Linked DNA regions of Mus musculus: region 1 is linked to region 2. A link is a loop called in an ENCODE intact Hi-C map of the cell type or tissue named here. Cell type or tissue: left cerebral cortex. All regions are shown on one strand.

The links. A loop is a pair of places that touch in the nucleus more often than their neighbours do. Peaks named below come from ENCODE experiments on the same cell type or tissue, not always from the same donor. Only the 100,000 strongest peaks of a DNase experiment are listed, where the experiment ranks them.
Region 1: it touches region 2 in a loop (2.6-fold over the local background); 2 of 42 quality-filtered maps call a loop at or near these places.

What each region holds. Positions count from the first base shown.
Region 1 is chr14:121,109,359-121,117,358 of GRCm38, forward strand. The region is part of intron 2 of Farp1 (FERM, RhoGEF (Arhgef) and pleckstrin domain protein 1 (chondrocyte-derived)); the gene reads left to right. Among named protein-coding and RNA genes, the nearest start is that of Farp1, 78 kb to the left of the region's middle. In left cerebral cortex, no CTCF peak of the experiment used is centred here; a DNase peak (open chromatin) is centred at 4,627; H3K27ac peaks cover 2,111 bases.
Region 2 is chr14:121,186,852-121,194,851 of GRCm38, forward strand. All of the region lies in intron 2 of Farp1 (FERM, RhoGEF (Arhgef) and pleckstrin domain protein 1 (chondrocyte-derived)), which reads left to right. Among named protein-coding and RNA genes, the nearest start is that of B930095G15Rik, 58 kb to the right of the region's middle. In left cerebral cortex, CTCF peaks have their summits at 3,193 (motif pointing left), 5,011 and 6,966 (motif pointing right); DNase peaks (open chromatin) are centred at 5,170 and 5,789; H3K27ac peaks cover 909 bases.

The DNA.
Region 1 (8,000 bases), 77 kb before region 2:
TTCAGGGCCGTTGCATGGGTCAGATGGAAGAAAGAACACAAAGGACAGGGCTCTGAGGTGAACACTGGCATGCTTGTGGCAGGCGGGGTGTTCCTCTTCCTGGGTGCTCGCTCACACCAGCCTGGAACTTCCTTTCCATGAATGGTGGCACTTAAACCAGTCAGGTGGCCCACTGGGGCTTTTTTTGTTTGTTTGTTTTTTCTTTTTTGGCAATTTTTTCCACTTTAAAAAAATTAGATATTTTCTTTATTTTCATTTCAAATGTTACCCCTTTCCTGGTTTCCCCTCTGAAAACCTCCTATCCCATCCACCCTCCCCCTGCTCACCAACTTACCCACTCCCACATCTCTGTCCTGGCATTCCCCTATACTGGGGCATCGAGCCTTCACAGGACCAAGGGCCTCTCCTCCCAGTGATGTCCCACAAGGCCATCCTCTGCTACATATGCAGCTAGAACCATGGGTCCCTCCATATGTACTCTTTGGTTGGTGGCTTAGTCCCTGGGAGTTCTGGGGGTACTGGTTGGTTCATATTGTTGTTCTTCCTATGGGGTTGCAAACCCCTTCAGCTCTTTTGGGCCTTTCTCTAGCTCCTCCATTGGGGACCTTGTTCTCCATCCAATGGTTGGCTGAGAGCATCCACCTCTGTATTTGAAGGAAAGGCCATCCAGAGACTGCCCCACCTGGGGATCCATTCCATATACAATCACCAAAACCCAGACATTGTTACGGATGCCAACAAGTGCTTGCTGACAGGAGCCTGATATAGCTGACTCCCGAGAGGCTCTGCCAGTGCCTGACAACTATAGAAGTGGATGCCGTCTGGTTTTCTGAAGGTCTTTGAGATACAAGTTGTGGCTGAAGCAGGTAGACTGACCTACTGCAGTCAGGGGTCAACCCATGTGAGGCTGAGCTAGGAAGGTTGCCATGATTCTGAAGCCATCCCAGGTCTCAAAAAACTCAAAATAAAAGGAAAAAAACAATACAATACAATACAAACAAACAAACAAAATAACCAACTTGGGGGGGGGATTTTTTTTTCTTAGAACTTTACATGCAGTTTTGCTCTGTTGATTTCTTAGCCCTTATTATTTCCAGAACCTAGAGACATGTATGTTTTTACTAGAGTTGGTGTGTCTAACAAGATCCTTGAATCTGTGTCCTGTTGTCAGGACACATGGAGATGGTTCTGGGATTTTGAGATCTCCGTGGCGGTGTGGGCTTTGTGAGCTCTTTGAAGGGATGCTCTTATCTTTGATTGCAAATATGAAGGCAGGTGTTTCTACGAGTGGACTGTTTGATCCAGTCGTAATTTGCTCGTTTTTTATTGCGCTGAACTTCTGAGTTGGGTGTGGCAGTTGTAAGTCCTATCTATAGCAGACACGGAATGATGTCCAGGCTGGGAGTTTTTGTGGATAGATTGATTGTGGAAAAGAACAGTTCTAAAAGCCTCCACTAACCTTGAAATTGTGTGCAAGAGCTTTTATTAGGATTATTCCCTCCTTACATGAGCAGGAAGTTGCACCAGATACCCCACAATGAGGTTCTGTGGCTCTGGTCTTATTTGTGGATTGTGACCTTGGAAACACAATCCGGGTCCCATAAGGTGTTTATCAACATGAGAGGCAAGGTGCTGCCAGCGATAAGAACATGAAGAAAAATAACTACTAGTCTTTGCGAAAAGGACGGGCATTATTTATGAGTGGGCGGTGAGCTGGCACAGACCTCTGGCAAATGTCTTCCTTTAGGTGGTGTGAAAGGAACAGTTGTTCTCTCTAGCTAATCTATGAAGTCTGTGTGAGGGAGCATAAGAGTTTGGGTGGGGTGAGAGAGTGATGTGAAGGAGTCAGAGTCCCACCGGAGGGCCTCCATACCCCAGTCCACACTTTACCTGTGTGTAAAGCCCATAGAGGCCATTGGATGATGTTGTCCTGTGAAAAGGCCCATGTCTGTGGAGGGATGGCCTTGATGCAGAGTGGTGGTGACTGTGAAGGCTAAGCTTGAGCTTGAATTTTAGACGGAGCGTCAGGGAGTTGATAGGTAGGAGAGAAGTCATTGGGGTAAGCCAGCCCCTCCATGTGGGATTGGAAGACTGCAGTGGACAGGTTGGGAGCAGGGAGCTCCAGTGCACGGAGACCATAGGTGTAGCTTTTAAGGTTTCAGCTTGGGTGGCTCCATGCTGCCACCAAGGACCAATTAACAGATAAATAGCATATAGGAAATTGTCTTCTTTTAGTTGGGAACATTGCTGAGGTCTCTGATAAGAGGCATTGTGTGTGTGTTTGTATATGGTGTGTTTGTAATGTGTGTGTGTAGTGTGTATGGTGTGTGTGCATGCATGTGTGTGTTTTTCATACCATTTGCCTTCCTCAGTCACTCTAAATCACATTAATTTTTGAGGTAGGGTCTCACCTGAACCTGGATATTGACCAAGACCAGCCCCTGAGCCCCTGAGCTCCTCCTGTCTCCACTGTCTGGCCCTGTGATTGTGCCTGGCTTGTATGTAGATCAAGCTCATGCTTTGGCGGCCAGCACGTTAGCAGCCGAGCTAACTCTCTGTCGCCTCTACTATTGTTACTAAATTATTTTGAGTCAAGGTCCCACTCTGTGGTCCATGCTGACCTTGGACTCATGTCTCCTGCCTCAGCCTCAGAAATGACACTAGACATAGCAAACAGAGGTTGCTTCTTACGCTCTTACATGCTTTTAATTCGATCCTTCACCTTTAAATATCCTCATCGCCCCCAGAAACCACTGCCTTTAGCTTGTCACACCTGCATGAGGATGGAAGTGCTTCAATCCAGCACTTTCTAAGGATTCTGCTCATGGTTTGTATTACACAGCTTGTCGTGTAATTTCAGTGGAATTCACTTGAAATATGAGCCATAACATAGGTTACGGTGGCTCATCTGTCAACAGTCGTATGAGGGTAAAATTTCAATTACCTTTGATCTGGACACACTAGGAGAGTGTTCTCAGAGTTGCCAGGCAGTCCCAAGCCCCGAAGAGGGGAAACGTGCTTGAGAGCTGGCACTGTTGTCTATGATGCCATGACTGGACACTGCCAGCTGGGTAGCTCCAACAGTGTGACGTTGACTCACACTGGGCATGGGAGGATGGACAGTCAAGCTCCTCTTGTTTGAGCCCTGATGGATGCCTCCTGTGTCTACTTTACCTCCAGCTAGAAACCTTAGAGCGGTCTTGGCTGTGGGACGCTTGCTAACAGCACGTGCTCACTCAGGAGGGGGCCAAGAATGCCTCACAGAATGTGATGGTCAGTTTTTGTCAGCTTGACACAAATTGGGGTCGTCTGTAGAGAATGTCTGCTGGTAGACGTTAAAGGCATCCATTGGGCTGTGCTGTGGGCAGATGTACGGGGCATTTTCTTGATTAATGATGAGGGTACGAGGGCCTACTCTAGTGTACCACTGGGCAAGTAGTCCTGGGTTACATAAGAAACAAAGCTGAGCAAGCCATGGAGATGCAGTAAACAGTGTTCCCCAGTGGCCTCTCCTTCAGCTCATCCCCAGGTTCCTGAGTTTCTGCTCTGGCTTCCCTTGACGTTGGCGCATAACCCGTATGTCAGATAAACCCTTTTCTAAGTTGTTTTCAAATCATATTGTTTTTCATAACAATATGCCTTTTTTTACTTTTTTTTTTTTTTTTTTTTTTTTTTTTTTTGGTTTTTCGAGACAGGGTTTCTCTGTGTAGCCCTGGCTGTCCTGGACCTCACTCTGTAGGCCAGGCTGGCCTCGAACTCAGAAATCCGCCTGCCTCTGCCTCCTGAGTGCTGGGATTAAAGGCGTGTGTACCACCACGCCCGGCTTTTATGTTCTTTTTTTGTCTGAGACTCTTCAGCTTCTTACTATGGCAGGGTGGGGCCTAGAGAGTCTTGTCAGTTTCAGGGACTTCCTGAAGCTATTTTGAGTTGTTCAGGTTTCTGCATAAGGATACAAAGTTTCAATCTCACAGGAAATTTATACAACATTGACCTGGCCACTGATGCAGTAGTTGTTTTCATAAGCTTTCTTTTTTCTCTTCTTTTCTTTTCTTTTCTTTTCTTTTCTTTTCTTTTCTTCTCTTTTCTTCCTTTCCTTTCCTTTCCTTTCCTTTCTTTTCCTCTCTCTCTCTTTCTTTCTTTCTTTCTTTTAAAGTATAGAATAGAGTTTATAGAGTTTATTCGTGGCATGGGGAAGGGAGTCAAGAGGGTAGTAGAGGCAGAGAGAAAGAAAAAGAGAGGGAGGGAGGAGAGGGGAGAAGAAGAGGAAGAAGAAGCAGCCAGCCATGAGCACATGGAGAGAAGGGGGGAAGGAAATGGGAAGAGAGCAGGAGCAGGAAGGCAAGAGCAAGAGGAGCTTTCTTTTCTTCCTGTTTCCTCAGGACAGTTTCTGTCAGGTGGACCTTTCCGGTTATTGCCTTCCATTGAGCTCCTTTCTGACAGCCCCGGAAGGGACATCCAGGCTCCAAAACACAGTGCTCATTTTCTTCAGAAAACTGGGCCAGCAGGAAGCTAGGTGCCAACAGCGTCCCTTAGCAACCTGCTGACCCAGGGCTGCTTAGAGGGAGCCTTGCAGGTTGTGCACCACATCACGCGGCTTCCACAGTACTTGTTGCCCTTTAGTTTGGCTCACTAATGCCGTCCTTTGGGTTTGTTCTGGTCATAGTTTGGCAGGACACAGGGTACTAGAGGAAAACAAGGACCTTTTCTCTGTTTCCTCCATCCATGGGACCCTTCCAGCTCCTCCTTTCTGCTGTGACACAGAGGTGAGGCTAAGCTGTGGTTTCTTTTCTTTCGGTACATCAATTGAGTAGTGGCATAATTTGGCATTCCTGCATGGACTGTGTGGGAGTCTATGGTGTGGGTTCCTCTTGAGGGGATATGCCTGTGTGTGTATGTGTGTGTGTGTGTGTGTGTGTGTGTGTGTGTGTGCATGTATGTCTCTGTATCTCTCTATGTGCATGTGTGTCTTTGTGCATGCGTGTCTGTGTATTTCTGTGTGTGTGTATATATGTGTTTCTGTGTGTCTCTGCATGTGTATGTGTGTTTCTCTCTCTCTGTACGTATCTGTGCGTGTATGTGTGTCTGTGTATCTCTCTCTGTGCATCTCTCTGTGTGTGTGTCTGTACCTGTGTACATGTGTCTCTTGCTGCACATGAGTGTCTGTGTTTCTGCATGCATGAATGTATGTCTTTCTCTCTGTGCACATGTGTGCACTCATGTGTGGAGGTGAGTGGACAGCTGTGCAGCTCCTTGTCTTTGCTTCTGGGATCGAACTGAGACTGTCAGGTGTGTCCTGAGCTGCTGCACTGTCTTGCTGGTCTCCTTTCTCAGGTTGTTTCCTCACATATTTTGTCTTAACTAATATTCGGAGCATCACAGGGCATCACCCCAACCTGTCCCTTCTGGCTTCCTTTCCTTCCCTTTCCTTCCCTTCCCTTCCCTTCCCTTCCCTTCCCTTCCCTTCCCTTCCCTTTCCTTCTTTCTTTTTTTTTCGAGACAGGGTTTCTCTGTTTAGCCCTGGCTGTCCTGAAACTCACTTTGTAGACCAGGCTGGCCTCGAACTCAGAAATCTGCCTGCCTCTGCCTCCCAAGTGCTGGGATTAAAGGCGTGCACCACCACGGCTTGGCCCTTCACTGGTTTTCTTGCTGTGAGTATTTGTTTTGTTTTGTTTTGTTTCCTTTAACTGAGAATACGACCATCTGCGTAGACTTCTTTTCCTAAATAGAGCCTATTAAGGTTTTTATTTGGAGGGATATAATTCACCCTGCATATGTAACTTCTATTTAAAAAAAAAAAGTTAAAAAGTTGATTTCTCAAATAATTTGAATAACAGGCAGACCAATTTCTGCTACTCTCACCACAGGACCCTGACACTGTCGTTTTGGAGCATGAAGAGACAGGTCTCTTCCTAGCAAGTCTTGCTGTGTAGGCCAGGCTGGCATTGAACCTACAATGTTCCTGTCTAAAGATCCTGAGGGTAGGATTGCCAACTGCGCTACTAGGCCACTCAAGACAAAACCTTTCAGTCCCATGTATGGGTGACAACTGAGAATGAAAGTATGGGTGGCACTGGGGCATGGGGAAATGTCCACTGTGTTCATCTGACAGAAGTGAGTGAATTCTGAGTTACACTCTCTCACCACTGCCACTGTGAGTCTGTAGTGGATAGCCACCTTGTGGGTGCCCAACTAACCCATGCCTGCCGTGTTTGTGACGTTCACTGCGGCCCTGGCATATTCCTGTTCCTGAAATGTATCCCTTATGCTGCGAAGTAAGTCCTTGTTACTGTCCCTGCATTCGCCAGGGTTTGGTGAGCCCCAGAGGGCCACTGGTTACCTGAGACATGCAAGCTGTGGTCATGAGGAGGTATTGCCTCACTACCCATTAGCATAGTCACTGGGAACAGTCCCAGCAGAGCAAAGCCAGAGTAGAACCAGGTCTGGGAGGAGGAGGATGTGCAGGGATGGGACCTTTGCTGCTGTTGCTGGGACTGGTATAGCTCTTGGGAAAGCGGGGAGGCAGTTAGGACACTATAATCTCACTTTGGGAGGGGTGAGCTATGCTCCAAAAGAAGCAGAAGCTGATCATGAAGAGACATTTGCACACATGTGTTCCTAACAGAAGTATCGGCAGTGGGCACAACATAGAAACAAACATCCATCCACAGTAAGTGAATAAGGGGCATGTTATTTTTAGAATATTATATGTTTGTTTGTATGTATGTATGTATGTATGTATGTACGTGTGTGACACATACATACATATATACATACAAATGGAGTATTGCACAGCTGTAAAAAAAGAAAGGTGAACTCTGAATACATTGTGGAGATTGGAATAAGGCAGTCACAAACAAAAGAATGACAGTAGGATTCTCCCTGTCAGAAACACCTGAAGTAGCCAGCTTTGTAGGAGAAAAGAGGGACGGTGGTGGTCTCTGAGGCAGGGGAGGACTGCGTGTGAAATGAAGAGTTATTGAATAACAAGCTTCACGTTTCAGACCGAGAGAGAGAGGATGAACTGCTGTAGGGTTGCTTCACGACAGTTCAGATATGCTTAACACCACTGTTCCTATGTGTAAACATGATAAACATGCTAAACATGGTTAAACATGGTAAACATGGTAGGTCTCATGCTATTCTATTAAAATCACAGAAAATGATGCCATGGGGCAGTCTCATTTGGAAGACATCTAACCCAGTCCCAGCTCATTGAGCATCTATTTCTCTCAGCACTTTCATTCTGTACTCCAGTCATTCTGTTTGTTTGTTTGTTTTATCTCCTGTTTAAATTTTGGTAGTTGCTATTTATGAATCTTGCCTCCTGGGAAGATGCTAAATTCCTTTAAGTCTGGAACTAGGTTCTATGTGACCTTCCGTGTGCTAGCCAGCAGTGCCACGTGCATACCAGGAGTAAGGACTTAATATAGCAGACCTTCTGTATTCATTAATCCACTTGTAGAATCATTAGAGAGCTGTTGATACTAAGCACCGGCTCTCCTCCCATATTATTTATTGACTTTAAGCTAATGCCTGAGAAAGCCTTGTGCAGACGTAACCTAACTGTAAATGGTGCTGAGTTACCACAGATCCTGTTGAAGAAAGCCCCCAAGTTCCCATGATTACTGTGTGAACAGACCAGTCAGTTAATAAGTGTCCAGCTGCTGGGTGTACTGCAAATGCCTGTGATACCAAGTACTTGGTAGGCACAGGCAAGACAGATGGCTGCAAGTACAAGGCGAGCCTGGTCTACGTTTGGATTGCTTGGCTAGCCAGAACTATGTAGCGAGACCCTGTCTACAAAGATAAAATGGATATGGATTTAAGGATCAAACTTTTAAAAACATAAACTTTTAAATACTTATACTGAACTTGCCTTCGCACGCAGACTGGGTGGCATCTGCCATGGCTGGCCCATGGATCCCACCGTTGGGTATTGCTTTTGAGTTAAGGCATGGCATCCCGAGGGGCTAACAGGACAGAGCTCTTTGCAAGTGATA
Region 2 (8,000 bases):
TGTCTTAAAAATAAGGTGAGAGTGATTGAGGAAGACATCTGATGCAAACCTACGTGAACTCACACATGCACACACACAAACACACACACACACACACACACACACGTACGCATGTGCACATATGTACACACCAAACAGAACTCTACAAGGATGTTCTAAACCCATGCCTTCCACAAATGTTAAGTGGAATTTGTTATAGTAGCAAGCATACCCAAGAAACAGCCAAAACTGAACCACCGGAAAACCTGCACGCCCCCACCCACACAAGTTAACTGAAGAGACATGTAGCCATATGCTCTGGGTGCTACATTAATGCATTAATAACTGCAACACAGGATTGGCCTACACAGTGGCTTCTCCAACATATTTGCCAGAAAAGCTGTTCTTTATGGCCTGGTGAGAAAAAAAAATATTTTGATTCCCAATAGAAAGAGTTTATAGTTACGAGTAAATATATATTTAAAACCCCCTAAGGCTGAGGAGATGGCTGGGTGGCTGAGAGCACTCGGTCTACAAGCATGAGGAGCTGAGTTCAAATCCGCAGCAGCAGTCACACAAGAGGCTGCAGACCAGCTGCTTCCCCTCCACCTCAGCACCAAGTGGACCCCACGAGAGCCAGAAGGGTTGAACACTTCACCTTTCAGAGAAGTGCAGCTGTGCCAGCCCTTCACTCCATAAACCTGTGCTGCTTTTAAGCTCCACCAGAGGATCTTCTTTTGCAGTGAGCAGCAGTTAATGCAGAGACTCCTAGCTGGTTGGAATGTTAAGAATAAGTAACTAGTACACACCAAACCCTAAATCAAAGCTCCCCCCATCTTCCCCAAGGCTCAGGAACATCTTAGAAGGGGAGCCAGACAGAGCGTAGGGGCTGGGGGCTAAGGAGGAGGATGAGAAATGCTGTCTTCTGGGGGGATTGCTTCCCAGTCCAGAGTACGTACTGTTCCTGCTGAGGACCAGAGTTTAGTTCCCAGCACCCACATGGGGTTTCACAACTGCCTTTAACTCCTGTTCAGGGAAACTGATGATCTCTTCTGACCTCTGAAGGCACCAGGCACACACACAGTGCACATACATTCATTCAAGCCAACACTCGTACCCATGAAATCAAATATTTTTTTTTTTCAAGAGGAGAGGTGTATCTGGGATGGCTTAGTAGCTGGGACCTCAAATCTGTTCCTAGCCCTCATGTCCAGTGGCTCAAACCTGCCTGTAACTCCAGCTCTGGGGGTCCATGCCCTCTTCTGGCCTCCATGGGTCCCTGGGCTCTTGCGTCCATATCCACACATAGACACACATATAGACATTATAAATGAAAGAAATATTTTAACAATGAGTGTATCTTGCCCTGATCTCTTCCTATGTCTCTGCTTCATGGCTGTCATGAGTTATGCAACGTCTTCTACCACATATACCCAATGCATTGGTAATCCTGCCCCCGAACAATGGCTTCCGCCAACCTTGGACTGAAACTGTGAGCTCAAATGAATCTTCCCTTCTTTTAAATTGTTTCTCTTGGTATTTATTACAGTGTTGAAAACCTTACCAACACATTAACATTAATTATTATTATTATACTTTTAAAGGAAATTACAAAAATAGGTCTCCAAACAAAAAACATATATCTAATTAATCCGTCTATTTTCTACAAGAATAACTAAAATTTTGCATACTGTTTGTAGCGAATTTTGCTTAGTCACTACAGGAAAAGTCCCTTCCAGAATTCACAGCCACCTAATTCAGTCTTCCTGTTGAGTATCAACAATCAATTTTTTCAAAGCCCATATAAAGAAATCAACGTCAGAGCACTTAAAACACTTGAACCAAAATAGAATTTAGCCATCTTTATAACTAATATACATCCTGAGTTTCTGCTCAGCTGAGCTATGGTCTCAAGGGAGTACACATAAGTTGGGTTTTCTGCTTGGTTTATACTTAGATGCGCTGGGAAAATGTTCTTTTGACATCAGACTTAAGAGTTTCAGCTCTCTCTCTCTCTCCCTCTCTCTCTCTCTCTCTCTCTCTCTCTCTCTCTCTCTCTCTCTCTCTCTCTCTCTCTCTCTCTCTCTCTCTCGGTTTTACTCTATATGTATAGGTGTTTGGCCTGCATCTATATCTCTGCACCAGGTGCATGCAGTGTCTCTGGAGGCCAGAAAAGGGCCTTGAATCCCCTGGAACTAGAGTTACAGGAAATTATCAGCCATCATGTGGATGCTGGAGTTGAACTGGGGTTCTCTGCAAGGGCAGCCAGCGCTTGTCACCACTGAGCCAGCCTTTCTCCTAGTTCTGTTTGATAGCTCAATCTTATACAATGCCCACTGCAAAACTGGTTTCACGGTGCCAGGTGACTCTTGCTTTGCTTTGTCTTTTAATTTGTGGCTAAGACGGGAGACAGAGAATCAGCTGAAGTGACTTAGTGCTGATCTTTCATGAAGGCACTCCCATTTTTTGTGAGGCAGGCAACCTTGGAGCCCTGCAGTCAGTCTGTGGGATTTGGCAGTAGGAGCAAACAAGATAGGGTCCTTGCTGCCCCTCTTCTCCCCTCTGCCACTCACATGACTGTTAACTGTGTAGTGGGTACCCCTGGCATTAAAGTCTTCACATGAATTGTGACTGTCTGTAGGCTCTTACCACACCTCATCTGATAATTGGTCAACTGTTAGGTAACAGTATCCTTGCATAGTCTTCGCCCCTCCCATACACAAGTCTTTAGACTTAAAAAAAAAAAGGTACACTATTTGGAGAGGAAAATGTACTTACTGGGGTAAATTCCGCTGTCAGCTGTGTTGACCACCCGGTGTCCCTCGGAGACCACCTTTCTCTTGTCACATTCTTCCCCCACCCTCTTGTTAACTTGGATCACTAAAGACCCTGGACGCTTCAGGAGTTGGGTTTCTGGCATTTCGATGCTGGGGGTATTTCAGTGAGGTGTTTGACGTGGGCTGTCCAGTGACGTTATACAGGCCCATTGGCTTACATTAGCTGCCTTGTAACTCTTTTGTTTGTTTGTTTGTTTGTTTGTTCGTTCGTTTGTTTGTTTGTTTGTTTGTTTGTTTTTGAGACAGGGTTCCTCTGTATAGCCCTGACTGTCCTGGAACTCACTTTGTAGACAAGGCTGGCCTCGAACTCAGAAATCCGCCTGCCTCTGCCTCCCCGAGTGCTGGAATTAAAGGTGTGCGCCACCTGGTGGGCACTGGGGCCTTGCTTTATTGACTCCTCCATGACTCTCTTTCCTGAGGCAAAAATAAACAAGCCAAACTCTCCTCAGCCAACTAGATAGAGAATGGGAAGTGGGTACTGTGAAAACCCGTACAGATATTCGCTGGGAGCAGGTGAGCCTTAGGAAGCTATCCCTGCAGGACCGCAGTTAACGTTCCAGGAAGATCTGTGGAAATGAACTATGAAGAGTATAATTTCTGCACCTGATGACCAAATCGAAGAACCTTTTGCTTCTACATTTCAACATCGTCTCCCTATGATCCTTGAAAGCAGTGCTTCTAGAAGCATCTGGTCATTCACACGGTAGTGTTCAGTCTGTCTTCATGGCTCCCAGGTCCCTGGTTTGATTAATAAAATCACCAGAGTGAGGCTCTCTGTCACTGACCTCTTTTTCATATGCTGTTTATGGTACTAGGTTGTCTATCCAAGAAGGTCACTAATGTCACCTTCTCCTGCCTGAGTCATCAGCGTGCGGCGTCAGCTCGGCCAGGCCGACCACGTTAGGTGTACAAACGTAAGCAGCACTGGGCCAGTTGGTTTTGTTTGTTTTTTGGGTGAGTCAAGGGTGACTTGAGAGTGGGGTTAAAAATAGGCAAGCTCTGTATCGCTCAGCCATTATGTTCAGCAAATCAGAATCTGGCTTCCTTTTGGTTTGGCTTGTTGGCGCTTTTGCATTGAATACATGACTGGGTGGCTGCATGTGACTGTGCAGAGGAGCACCTATGTGCAGGGTAGAGCAGGACCTCGTTACTGCTCTCTGCTTTAGTTCCTTAAGATAGGGTCTGTCGTTGAACCAAAGCTCACTGCTCCGGCTAAGCAGGCTGGTTAGTAAGCCCTTGAAATCTGCCGTTCTCTGCCCTACAGTGCCAGGGTTACAGGAATGTATGGCCTTGAGTGGCTTTTAATGTAGGTGCCCAGGATTCAAATTCAGGTCTTTACCCACTGAGCATCTTCCCAGCCCCAGGATCTGCTTTCTTAATCCATTATTATACACTATTTTTCAAAGGCATTAGTAAACTAGGGAGGCACATACAAGTCCAGAACTCTGAAGATTGCCCCGTAGTATTTATCTTAACATATACATATAGCGTGTCCTGTTTGGTCTTTGGAGCTGCTGTACAGAGGTATTTGTGGCCGAGGATTTGGTAAAATGGGACATGGGTAAAAGTTCTGTCTTGCATGTTTCAGGAAATTCCAGAACTCTTGAAACCAGTGGGGGCTGTAGGCACCGTACTGCTCAAACCTGCAGTGGCCACTGGGCCATCCTGCCGGGGAAGCAAAGCAGGTTTTGCGACTGCTCCTTCAGGTCACCATGACTAGTTTGCAAACGTGGCAAATCAAAAAGGGAATTACAGATAATATAATACACGTTTTGGATTTGTTTTTAATTGGGAAGTCGGTCCATCGAGGGCTGCTTTGAAGGATGAAGGAAAACGGGGAGTTGGGTACGTGGCTCTCTTCACTGAGTAACACACACGTGAGAAGGACGCTCCACTGCAGGCTGTTGTGTTTGTTTCTTCTGTGTGTTTCTTTCTACAAGGAACTGGTGAAGCCTCTTGACCTATAATATTAAAAGAATATTATTACTCATAGGCCCAGTCTTGGACACAGTGTTCATTATTGTCTTGTCACCCTGCAATTCTGAACCCCCAGGTCTGTTCAACAGCACATCCCCCTCTCCACCCATCCTTGTGAGCGACCGTGCTACTTCAGCTGTCAGGAATTTGCTCTGTGCTGTTCTTCTGCAAACATTCGATCCCGGGGCTTCTCCCCTCTGTCGGTGAAATTTGGACTCATCACACATTGGAGGAGGAGAAGAAAACCAGCACATGACTCTTGGCTGCGGTGTCCGTAGCCTAGAACATCCATGAGTCTGTGCAGCTGGAACCAGCTTCTCTCTTGGCACCACTGTGTGAAATATGTGGAAGTCATCTTGCATGCTAAGCTCAGAACTCTGGCACGGAAGGCAGAGCCGAGCTCTTAGAATGAGGTCCTTTTGTTTCTGAAATCGGTCAGATTTTTGTCTCAGCTGGTTTCCGTAGACTGTCCTTCCGACGGCAGGTTTAGTTTTCAGCAGATGGTTGAGTCTTTGTTTCAGAATCATGCCCATGGTTCTTTAGTTGTTTTAATCTGATCTTTCTGGGAGCAAAATGCCACTGCTGACTTTTGAATAAAACACACTCAGTGAGCTCAGACTGTAGGCAGAGGATCCTGCCACTCCTAGTAACACATGCACATTCACACACACACACACACACATTCTCTCTCTCTCTCTCCCTCTCTCTCTCTCTCTCTCACACACACACACACACACACACACACACACACACACATACACACACACCCCCCATACTGTCTCTAGCAAAGGGGCTACGCCTTTCCCCACTGGCTGCATTCCTCCTCATGTGTCGCCTCTGTAAAGTTCAATCATGGACGACTCAGAGAATTTGTTCTTCTTTTAAAGCTCACAGTCCTACTTGGCTGGATTTTCTCTGAAACTCTCTGTTTTCCAACATAGCCTTTGAGTAAGTGCTGCTGTTGGGTCACTGTGGGCGGTTCATGCTGCTGAGTATAGTTTGTTTGGGTAGGATTCCATGGAAAAGTGTAAACTGGAGCCCTGGTGTTTTGTGTCCTGGCTTCCACTGGCCCCCGGTGTTTTGGCTGCCATGGGCTATATTCCTGCCACACACAGGGCAGGGCTGTTAAGGTGACTAAGCTTGAAGTTACAACCCAGTGCAGAGTAGCAAAGAATGAACTGGGTCTCTGGCTTCAGTGGTGTGTGTGTGTGTGTGTGTGTGTGTGTGTGTGTGTGTGTATACGTGCACATATGTTAATACAGTAATAGATGAGGTCATAACATGGGGTGAGGGGGTACAGATCTGGGAAAGAACTGAAGGAGAAGAAAGAAGGTGGAGATGATGTAAATGTAGCATTGTTATGGATGAAATTCTCAAAATTTAAAAAATTTAACCCGAGGAACGTCACAGATTATAACATTAAAAAGAAATATTCAAATCATGTCTGAAGATGGATTTTTAGTGGAATCATGAGACTTACAGTAAATGTTTATATTTATATGTATGACATAGATATTTATAATAAATGTTTACAGATTTTTTTTAAGCCCTCTCTTCACTCCCTTGAAGCAGTCACACAGTAACAGCGAAGGTGAGAAAATACTCAGTTACCCAAATCCTGAAAGCCCTCGTCACATAGAGCCAGCAGGCCAGTGTGTGCGTGTTCTGGGGCTATTCCTAGAACTCCTGGAGGGTAAGGTAGAGAGACTTGGTCACTCTCGGGGCTGTGGTCTACTATCTGTGCAAGGTGGATCCTCTCATACGTTGGTGACTGTACAAGCAGCTACCATGTGGCCAGCAGGCCATGTGTAGTACAGCTGGACACATTTCCTCATCGTTTGAATGCTGAGCCTGAAGACTGTGTATAACTCAGTAGCAGAGCATAGGTTTAGCATGTGCATGGTCCGGGACTCTCCCCATACCTCAGCGCTGAGACAAGAGGGATACTGTGATCCTGGAGTTTATAATATATTTTTTTAAACATTTCACCCATAGTGGGCCTTTTATTCGTAGCGTGCATGTACTGTTTTTGGAAGGTGTAAACTTTGAGAGTGTTTTATAGTGGTTCCTGTTTAATGATGCACCCTTGTGGTTTCATTATGGGAATTACCACTTTAGACTTATTCACTTCTTTATGAGAACCACCTTCAAGCAACAAACAAGAGTCCACATTCCAGTGGCGTGTACACACCAGCAGAGGGAGGTGGTGGTAGGTATGGAATACCTCAGGTGTGTTGCTGAGAGGTAGTGAGTGAGTGGTATGTAAAAGAAACAGAGCAGAATAACCGAGATCGGGGAGAGGCAGGCACAACTGAAGTTTAAAGTGATGTGGGTCAGCCGTGTTGGAAAGCAGGCACAAGCAAAGATCAGAAAGTGAAGAAAGTCACCATGGAAATTTTGAAGGAGAGTGTGTTCCCATCTGTGCATAGGCCCTGAGATAGATGAATGTCTGATGTTCCCCAGAGAACAGCTCAGGCAGCTGGGATGGGTGAGCAAGTGGAGGAAGGGTTTTATGTAGTTCAGAGGGGTGTTGGAACACCAGCCCCTTACGCCATTGTGAGGGATGTGGCTTAACAAAGATGCTAGTCTCTGGGGAAGCAGTTTGGAAATGGCTTATGTGATTCATCTCATGGTGGGATAAGGAGAGAGTGCTGTATAGGCAAAAACAGGAAGGGAGACTGATAGGAAAACACTCACCCTGCCAGTCAGAAATAACCAAGAAGAGTACCATAGGTTAGACTCAGTGTTCTGGTTCTCCAGTCCCAGGAACGTGTGTGGGTCAGCCTGGAGACACAGCCTGCAAGACAGTCTAGGAATAGATGCCTTTTAAACAGCCACTGCCTCCTTTTCTCCCTCCCCTCCCTATAGTTTTACTGACAAGATCTTGCTGGATACAGATCCAGCCTCCACAGTGCAGGTGCCGCAGGTGTGGACCACCATATCTGTGTTAGTGTAGGTACCTTGAGATTCCCAGAGCCCCCTTGAAGGCCTGTTCATTGTGAGGTTAATCCTCTGATTGAGTCATGGCTTAGAGTTCATCTTATTTCTCAGGTTTAGTGATGCAGAACTCGTTATGGTGTGGTTCTAAAAATCGTGATAGCTAACCCAGAGTCTTTCTGTCCTTCTAGGTAGACTGTCTGTCTGGTTTGGTACATGCTTTCAATCATTTTGTTATATACTTCTGCATTAGTCACTTCTCTGTTGCCA